2 separate regions of the Homo sapiens genome follow, and region 2 is linked to region 1. Evidence: read pairs that join two places in POLR2A ChIA-PET (ENCODE). Cell type or tissue: Panc1. All regions are shown on one strand.

The links. Peaks named below come from ENCODE experiments on the same cell type or tissue, not always from the same donor. Only the 100,000 strongest peaks of a DNase experiment are listed, where the experiment ranks them.
Region 2: POLR2A ChIA-PET joins it to region 1 with 5 read pairs; 2 of 35 experiments call an interaction of 5 or more read pairs at or near these places.

Annotation. Positions count from the first base shown.
Region 1 is chr15:96,023,542-96,028,541 of GRCh38, reverse strand. The region is part of intron 1 of LOC112268156 (a long non-coding RNA gene); the gene reads right to left. Among named protein-coding and RNA genes, the nearest start is that of NR2F2-AS1, 300 kb to the left of the region's middle. In Panc1, no CTCF peak of the experiment used is centred here; DNase peaks (open chromatin) are centred at 1,541 and 2,061; H3K27ac peaks cover 1,594 bases.
Region 2 is chr15:95,902,346-95,907,345 of GRCh38, reverse strand. LOC124903582 (a long non-coding RNA gene) reads left to right here. Exons shown (of 2, transcript XR_007064799.1): 2 at 1-1,209. Among named protein-coding and RNA genes, the nearest start is that of NR2F2-AS1, 420 kb to the left of the region's middle. In Panc1, no CTCF peak of the experiment used is centred here; no DNase peak of the experiment used is centred here.

The DNA of each region.
Region 1 (5,000 bases):
TAATTAATTTTTCTTTTTTTTTTTTTTTTTGTAGAGACTGCATCTTGCTATGTTGCCCAGGCTGGTCTTGGACTCCTGGCCTCAAGCACTTCACCAGCCTCAGCCTCCTGAAGTTCTGGGATTACAGGCATGAACCACCAAGCCCAGAAAAGAAAGTCCGTTTCTTCTAAAAATGGAGAGGGATTTATTGAATATATATCATAGCATGTCAAGACAGCTAAGATCATCTTAGTAGTCTCATTTTTAGAAAAGTCAACTTTATATAGGTATAATTTACATATAAAATGTATTCATTTTAAGTGTATGTTTTGATGCATTGTAATTAATGTAAATGATCAAAATGCTTAACATTTCAATCCTCTCCAATACTTTTATGGACCTTCCTGGAATTTGCTGTAAGTTCTTTTGTGTCTGGTATCTTGACTCCACATAATAGTCTTGAGATTCATCCATGTTTTTGCATCTGTCAGTAGTCTATCTCTTTTAGCTGCTGAGCAGTGCTCCATTGTATGGTTGAAGTACATTCTGTTTATCCATTCACTTGTTGATGGACATTTGGGTTATTTTTGGCTATCATCATTAGAACTGCCATGAGCATTCCTGTGTAAGTCTTTTTGTGCATATATATTTTCATTTCTTTTGGGTAAATACCTGAGATTGGAATTGCTATAATTGGAGGGTTATATGGAGAATATATGCTTAACTTTCTAAGTTATTGCCATCTCTTTTCCAAGTGCTTTTATCATTTTACATACCAATTCTGTTTGTACCACATCCTTGCAAACACGTGTTGTCAGTGTTTTAGAATTTTAACTGTTCTAGTGTGTGAGTAGTGGTAGCTCATTATGGTTTTAATTTGTATTTTCTGGATGACTACCAATATTGACTATCATTTTACATGCTTCTATGAAATATCTGTTGAAATCTTTCATCCACTTTTAAACTGGGTTGCCTTTTTATTATTGAATCATAAGAGTTTTTTTTAAACATAAATTTTGGATACAAATTTTTTGTCATACACATGTACGACAAAAATTTTCTCCAAGTATTTAATAGCACGAGTCATCATCATCATTTTCAAAAATTTCTCAGTTGTTTTTAACTCTTTATTTCTTCAGATTGTTCTATAATGATTTTGTTAAGCTTAGAAAAAAATTACTGTGGAGATTTAACTAGAAATGATTAAATTTATCAATGAACTTGTGAAAAGCTAGACAGGTTTAGGATATCATCATCCCTTCTTGTTGATTCATATAACTTTCCATTTATTAAGCACTTAGGCTTTAAGTGAAGTTTTATGTTTTTAACGTAGTTGTGAATATTTTTGTTAATGCTTAAATATTTAAGATTTATTATAACTACCTGAGATTTTTTCCACTGTGTTATCTATTATTTGAAAAGTCATTCATTTTTTAATATTTGTTGCATTATTTGGGATGGATTATTTTTCAGTTACAACCCCACATCATAGTGGTTTAACATAATAAGCATCTGTTTCTTCATCACGTAAAGCCTTCTGCAGGTCTGGGCAACACTCTGGGGAAGTTACTCGCCACGTGTTATCTCAGTGACCTAGGTTGCATCTACCTTGGTTACCTTTATATCAGCAAATGTTTTCACAGTTGCCTTAGCCAGGGAAGGCAGATTGCAGAATTGAGCATTAGCAAGTAAAATACTTTGGCCTAAAAACAGGCTGGGCGCACTGGCTCACACCTGTAATCTCAGCACTTTGAGAGGCAGATCACTTGAGGCCAGGAGTTCGAGAACAGTGTGGCCAACATAGTGAAACCCTGTCTCTACTAAAAAACTCTGTCTCTACTACAAAAGTTAGCTGGGCTTGGTGGTTTGTCCTGTAATCCCAGCTACTTGGGAGGCTGAGGCAGGAGAATTGCTTGAACCTGGGAGGTGCAGGTTGCAGCGAGCCAAGATCACGCCACTGAACTCCTGCCTGGGCAACAGAGCGAGACTCTGTCGCAAACAAACAAGCAAACAAAAACACTTTGGCCTAAAAGCATATATGAGTCACTTCTCAAATTCATGACCAGCACTAGGCACATGGCCAGGACAAACATTAAGAGAGACAGGAAACAATGCACCAAGAAGTAGAGGAGAATGGGATATTTGTGAACAATGGTCATGCCTTCCATATTGATTTTGTTGACTCATCTCTCATGTTAGGTATAAGAATACTTCATTTTATTTTTTTGGGGGTGCTAGGTAGTTGTTCATATTATCTTCAAATAATGTTATTGCCTACTTTTAAAAGAATGTGGAACTGCCGAAATCTTTTAAAATAATGTAAAGTAATAGTAGTGATATGAGACATTCAAATCTGTTATTTGAACTTAAAGTATATGCTTCAAACTAATGTATGTGAGCTTTGCTGTGATTTGACAGCAAATAATAAATGGAAGGAAAATTTGAAACATAGTAAAAATAACTTGCATTAATAAAAAACTATATTGAATTTTGCAAGTTTCAAAATCCATCTCAATAATCACCTGATTTTTCTTCCTCAGCCAATTGGCGTTATGAAAGAATAATATCAGTAAACTGTTTCATATTAAACCATCCTTATATTTATAATCTAAATCATTATTGATTATTTTTTCAATGTTATGGTGTACTTTATTTAACTGGATTTTATGTAATAATGCTTTTTATTAATATTAACAATTGAGATGCACTGGAATTTTCTCTTTTTAGTGTTATCTCTTTTAGATTTTAAGGTATTGAATTTATTGTCTTTAACAACAAATTGAGAAGCTTTCTGTCTTTTTCATGCTTTCCTATTTATTATGGGAAAAATTAAAAAGAAATGCATTTATAAAATCATCTAGCCATCTTACTTGGACTTTAATCATTGTATTTTTATTTCTGCCTTTATCTTTTGTCTGTTCACATGCATGCATACATACATATGTTTTTGAAATGATTTTGATGATTTAAACATTCTCAGAAAAACTCTAATCTTTTTATATTTTCAAAATATCAAAAAATTCTTACATATTATTTTATATTTTTATGTAAAAACTTTTATATTGACTCCACAGTTTCCTCATAAATCAGTTCTTATATTTATTTTCCAATTCTACTTTGTTTCTTTAATTAATTGATACCTTCCCTTAGTTTTATGATTATTTTTCACCCTCTTTCCTTGGTCTTTATTTTATGATTCCTTTTCTAACTTCTGATTTGACTTCATCATTTTCCCTCCTTGTTTAATAATATAAATGTTTGCATCTACAAATTTCCTTCTGAAAGCATCTTTGACTGCATTCATTACCTCGTGTTATGTAATGACCCAATAGATATTATTTTCTGATTAACTCATTATTTTATTCTGCTTTCCTCTTTGAGACAATTTAGTGAGTAGGATACATAAATTTTTCAGTTACTGGTTTCTTATGATGTAATACTTTGTTATAATATCTAGCTTAATTGTGTGGGTCAGAAAATGTAACATGTACAGTTTCTATTTATTAAGTTTTTAAAAGTCTAACACTTGCACAATTATTATAAACCAGGGATTCTCATATTTTAGGGTACATGAGAATCCCTGAGGTGTTGAAATGCGTATGTTTAGTTCCTCTCTGGAAATTATAATTCAATAGGGGTGGGAAAATGCATTTTCCCTAGTACTCAGTTAATCCTGATATAGCTGCACTCTGAGAAATGCAACCATAAATAACGAAGGGATGCTTGAATAAAATCTATATTCTCCATTTGTAGGGAAAGTTCCATATTCCAGGATGAATTTTTATTATATTATTTAAATTTTTAGAAATAACTCTAGGCATTTGAAGGAGAATGGGATTTAATACAGAGAATTAGGCATTTGCAAAAGCACTGGGAGAGCCAAAAGAGTGGGACGTAGGCTGACCTTCGAGGGAAGCTCCCAGGATCCAAAAGGGTGGGGCTGGCAGGGAAGCTGCTCTTCCTGAGGCCATGGTTGCAGGTGCAGCCGCCTCTAGATGCTCCAGAAACTGTGGAGAATGGACACTAGAATGCTGCTGCTGTCAAAGCTCAGTTTCCACAGTCTTGTTTGCAGATAGAAATAGCCAAAAAAGAAGTCAGGGATCCAATGCGTGTAATGACTTCCTCGCTTTCGAAACCCTGCGTAAATGCTTCAAAGTCAGAACTAATCCATATCCAGAATTGCAAAGGAGTCTGGAGGTTATAGCTTTTAGTTTTCCAACCTCTCCAACTAGAAGTATGATGGATGGAATTTGAAAGCATCAATATACAGGTAGAAACTTCTGTCAGAGGTGCGGCTGTGGTCATGAAGTGCAAAGAAAGAACACATGAGACACTTATAAGACGTCTTCGCTATATTAACAGATGGTTTCTGATGGAGAAGGATAAGTTAATGATGGTTTCACAATTTTGATCATGCATGACTATAGGATTGGGGCTATTCTTGAGCTAGATACATAATCCAAGGAGCAGTAGTGTGTGTGTGTGTTTGTAATTACTTTTGCACCAACCTAATAGATGTTTGTTTAAAGACATCTAACTTGCAGAGGCAGGTAATAAATATTATTTTATAAATTCTGAGCTCAAGTTAACATGAAACTATTCAGAGAACATCTAGAATCTAATGGAATATCTGAGCTTACTAGAAAGAAAAAATAACTATAAAAATGGAAGAGAGAAGCCATCTATACATTTAATATATATTTAGAATCATATCCTATATTGACGATATCAGAAAATGTATAATGTAAATTAAGTACAGTATTTTAAGTTTAAGAAAATAGGAATGTATAAAAACTATTTTAGGGCCAAGCATGGTGGCTCACAACTGTAATCCTTGCACTTTGGGAGGCCGAGGCGGGTGGATTGCCTGAGCTCAGGAGTTTGAGACCAGCCTGGGCAATACAGTGAAACCTCATCTCTACTAAAAATACAAAAAATTAGTTGGGCATGGTGTGGGCGCCTGTAATCCCAGCTACTCATGCAGCTGAGACAGGACAATCGCTTGAACCCAGGAGGCAGAG
Region 2 (5,000 bases), 120 kb after region 1:
TGCCTCTCTTGTCACCCGGCTCTGTGAGCGTGGGCCAGTTTGGCATCATTCTGCTGTTTGGACAGCCCTGTGGAGGCACAGGTCGCTGAGCATTGTATTTCATCCACACATTTTCTCAACAATGTTGCCTTGCAGTTTGAAAGACAAGCAGGGTGGCCCAGGTATCACATTCCTCCAAGTCTCCCGGGCAGGACTGAGCTTTAAATGTGTGGGGACCAGTAGCACATGAGGAGCCTCCCAGGTCAAGGGAAGGCTTGGGAGGCTTGCCACCGTTGTCTACTGGGGAAGGAAATCCAGGCCCAGTTAAAACCTGGGCTCCTGGGGAGCTGGCTGGGAGAGAGGGCATGTGAAGGTTAGGAGCCGCTGGAACAGGTGTGATGTTAGAGTCTCAAGTGAGAGGATGGCCATGGTTTTTCCTCATCTTCGTGCTTAAAGTAGTAGTTTTAGAAGAGCTTCCAGGTGCTTCTGTGAGTCAGGGTTCTCATGCACTCGTGCTAGTCACCCCGGTAGGTGACTTCAAGGCACTCTGTTCATAGCCCCTGGTTGCACACTCACAGACAGAAAGTGAGGGACCCATGGGATGTGTAAGGAGAAGCACTCTGCCTACAAAACCATTAGCATCCTAAGACTGGTCACCATGGGACAGTGACGACATGACTTTTGGCTGTCAGTCAGTCCTTTTGAAATGGAGCATGCAGTTTCTTTCTCCCCTCCCTCCCCTCCCCTCCCCTCCCCTCCTCCCTCACCCTCCCCTTCTCCTCCCCCTCCCCCACCCCTCCCTTCTGCTCCCTTCCTTTCTTTTCTTGACAGAGTTTCACTGTTGTCAGCCAGGCTGGAGTGCAATCACACGATCTCAGCTCACTGCAACCTCCACCTCCGAAGTCATTCTCCTGCCTCAGCCTCCTGAGCAGCTGGGATTATAGGCGCCCGCCACCACATCCAGCTAATTTTTTTTGTATTTTTGGTAGAGGCAGGTTTTCACCATGTTGGCCAGGTTGGTCTTGAACTCCTGACCTCAGGTGATCTGCCCACCTCAGACTCCCAAAGTGCTGGGATTACAGGCATGAGACACCGCACCCTGGCCTGTATTCTTTTCTTTTTCAAGCCAGTCAAACTTAACAGTGGGTAATTCTGTATTCTTTATTGGGGTGAATGATAGTTACTAAATATGATCTACTATTATCTAAAATAAATCATCAGTGCTTTTTATTTGGTTATTTTCTTTTTCTTTTCTTTTTTCTTTTTTCTTTTGGTAAAGAAGAGGGATTTATTTGGCTCATGTTTCTGCAGGCTGTAGAAGAAGCATGGCACCAGCATCTACCTGCTCAGCTTCTGATGAGGCCTCAGGAAGCTTTCCCTCATGGTGGAACACAAAGGGGAGCAGGCACATCACATGGAGAGAGAGAGAGAGAGAGAGAGAGAGAGAGAGAGAGAGAGAGAGCAAGAGAGAGAGGGGGGAGGGAGGTGCCAGACTCTTTAACATATTTGGTTATTTTTAAATGATGAAACTCATGAGCGTGTGCTGCGAAGTCTTTTATTTACATCTAGCATTTATATGTTATTTAGTGTTGTTTGTCTCCTTGTTCTGTGTGATGACCAGATGGCACAGGGTTGCAGGAGTGCATGGTATTTGGAGTTAGGCTACTTCTCAGGAACTGTTGTTCCTCACTGAGCCTCTATGTCCTCATCTGCAGAGTGACAACAAGCGGTTTCTTGAGGGTTGCTAAGGGGACCTGAAAATTGATCCTGGCATGTTGGGGCCGTTCACCAGGAGGCAACCTCTGTGTTTTTTGTTACATGTACTCTTGAAACAGGTTTGAATTCATAGAACACACCTGGCCTTCTGCTAAAGAGAAATAAACTATACAAATGGTCCCAACATCTTCAGAGATCCATTTGGAGGAGAGCAAAAATCCCTAATATTCATGCTGAACAGGAAGTCCATGGATTGAAATCCCTTACAACTTTGCCAAAAGAGGTGATTTAGTCTCTTTGCTGCCCATTCCCAAGTTACAGAAACTCCCAGAGCCATAGTTGCTCCTTCCACAGCTGAATCAAGAATTAGCCTCCAAAGTCAGAGCATGACCTTGCCAGAAGCTATTCATTCATTCCCGCCTGCACTCAGGCACCGTGCTAGGCAGTTGGAACACCACAATAAGACAGACAAGATCCCACCACTTGGTGGGGGAGATGAGATGGAAAGATATGTTAAATAAATGAAACAAGCAGTGCACTTGGGATTGTGAAGAAGGCTGGGGACAAAGCCTAATGAGGTGATTATGCTGTGGCTGGGGGTAGGAGGAAAGGATGGCTTCAGATAGCTAGGCCAGAGAAGGCCTTTCTGAGGAAGGGACACTTAAATTGAGACCGGCAAGTGGTAGAGGGGCCAGGTGAAGCAACTAGTGAGGGGAAGAGCCTTCCAGGTGGAAGGGAGTGCATAGTGGGGAAGAGACCTGAGGAGGAGACAAACTTGACATGTCTCAGGAACAGAAACAGGGCCAGGAGGGCTTGAGCTCAGAGGGTAGAATGGATTTGAAGGGCTGCTGTTTCCAGCTGAGCAAATTACTAGGTGGGGGTTGAGGAAAGATACTTTCTTTTTCTTGTTCTGGATAGTGAGTTATACTGAGAAAAATGGAGGGGTTGTTCTGGCAGATTCTCATTATGTTTCATCTCCACAGAAGCTTTTTTTTTGTGTTTGTTTTTTGTTGTTTTTTGAAGGTTGCTTTCTGAAAAAAAAAATGAACTTGATATGAAGACAAACTGACCTTTATCTGAATACCTGTTCAGGTGCTACTGGGTGTGTGTTCTTCTTCTTCTTCTTCTTCTTTTTTTTTTTTTTTGAGACACTCTTGCTCTGTCGCCCTGGCTGGAGTGCAATGGTGCAATCTCGGCTCACTGCAACCTCCACCTCCCAGGTTCAAATGAATCTTGTGCCTCACACCGCCAAACCTGGCTAATTTTTGTATTTTTAGTAGAGACATTTCGCCATGTTGGCCAGGCTGGTCTTAAACTCCTGGCCTCAAGTGATCCACCTGCCTCTGTCTTCCAAAGTTCTGGGATTATAGGCATAAGCCACCACTCCTGGACTGGGTGTGTGTGTTCTTGACTAAAGTATTGAATCCCTCTGGGCCTCCATTTTTTCATCTCTAAAATGGATTCAAGACTGAAATAGCAAGGTGAATAATACAATACCTCCAAGTATCTACTGGTTAGGAAGAATTAAATGCATCATTCAAGTTGCCTTATCCACAGCTCTATATGACAGTACTCACCATATTGAAGAACCTCCCAGCAAGTGCCCTTGGGCCCACTGCAGTGATCAAATTCAGTGAAATATGTGTCGAATGTGTGGGAAGAAAACAGAGCAATTCACTGAAAAACTGTTTGAAATGGCCCAGGATTGAAATAAATAATTGCAAGGGCCTTCCTATCCGGATCAATTTCTCAGGTAACCATGGTAAGAGTAGTGTCAATGCTTTGCCAGACATTAATTCTGAAATTGATGACCATCATCAGTTTTGAAATATGTGATATGTTTGATCCTATCAAAAGGCATGTGTATTTCCATATAAATCCTTTCAAAATACAATATATCCTTTTTGGTTTTTGATGTCTTCCAACTCAGAAAGTATGATATGATAGATGTAAGTTTCTAAGCACATTAGTGATGTAACAATTTCAGCTGAAGGTATTTTGGGGCCCTTGGCAACACCTTCAATCTCTGGGGATGTTAGAAATTAATGGTGAGAGGAATACAAACAAAACTGTGCTTATCTGTTTTCTGTAAATGAACACCTACGCATATCCTGGGAGGGTGCTTGCAATATGACTGAAGGCCAATGCTCCATTTATACATGTGCAAAACTACAAAAAAATTCCCCTGAATTACAGTGAAACCGTTTTTAATTCTTCTGTTTTTTTTCCTACCGTGTGCCTGCACCATGTAAATATCGATTTTAAACACCTGACAGGTTTAATCTTGAAAATGGAAGCATATACCAGTTCATGTGCATAACAAACATCCGATTTACTACTCTTCTTGCAAGGGGAAAATGAGTTGCCCCACACATCTTCCTTCTTCCTCTTCAATTTGATAAACTCTTGCCTCTTTTGTCAGGTCGGACCTATTCTAGTCGACTCGTGTCCAAAAAAAATACCTTACAAATGGATTTTCAGTCACCACTCAACGAAGCTGGTTGACAGAGCTCCACAAAATCCTTCTGGAGGGAGGCAGGCTTTTAACTTGATTGATGAAATTATATCTAAATCTAGTAGATTTGGGACTTCAAAGGCATTTTTCCCTACTTAGGGCATCCCGGATGAAGGGCGTATGCTATTTGTACCAAACTCCCAGGCTCAAGTGGTTCGCAAATTGACCCCTTTGTAATAGGTTAAAGGTTTCTTGCTAGATAACAGTGGTTCATTTTGATTAATTATGTCAGGGAATTAATGTATGATTACTAACTTTTAGCAGATCCTGCTCCTTCTGACCCCGGTCTGCTTGTTTGTGTGGCTGGTTGTAATTTTCGACTGATAGGTTAGGAGAGGTCACTGTGTGGTCAGCATATTTTAAACAAAGGAAGAAAAAAAGAAGCAGGGACCTCCAAATGGAGTGGACACTGCAGTTCACAGCCTTGACAGAGAAGATCTGTTAAGTGTTTTAGCAGTGGGCTTTTATATATTTACTCATGCTAATAAAAGATGGTTCCCCAGAATGGAGAGTAACCTGGGAAGATGTGGAGAATAACAGTTAAATGTTAGCCCATAAATTTCATTTCATACTGGTTTCAATAACCTAGGACCTTGTTAAAGATTAAATGGCAACGTGTTGAGTTTTGGCTTTCGATAGGTCAAGAGAATCAGGATGAAAAATTCTTGTTAATAATGAGGTTTTCTAGTAGATGGTGTGTAGTTTAAACTGTTATTCTTAGATTAAGTGCTAGCTATTTAGAAGGAGGGTAACAGTATAAGCTGATGACATTTCACTTCAAATTATTTTT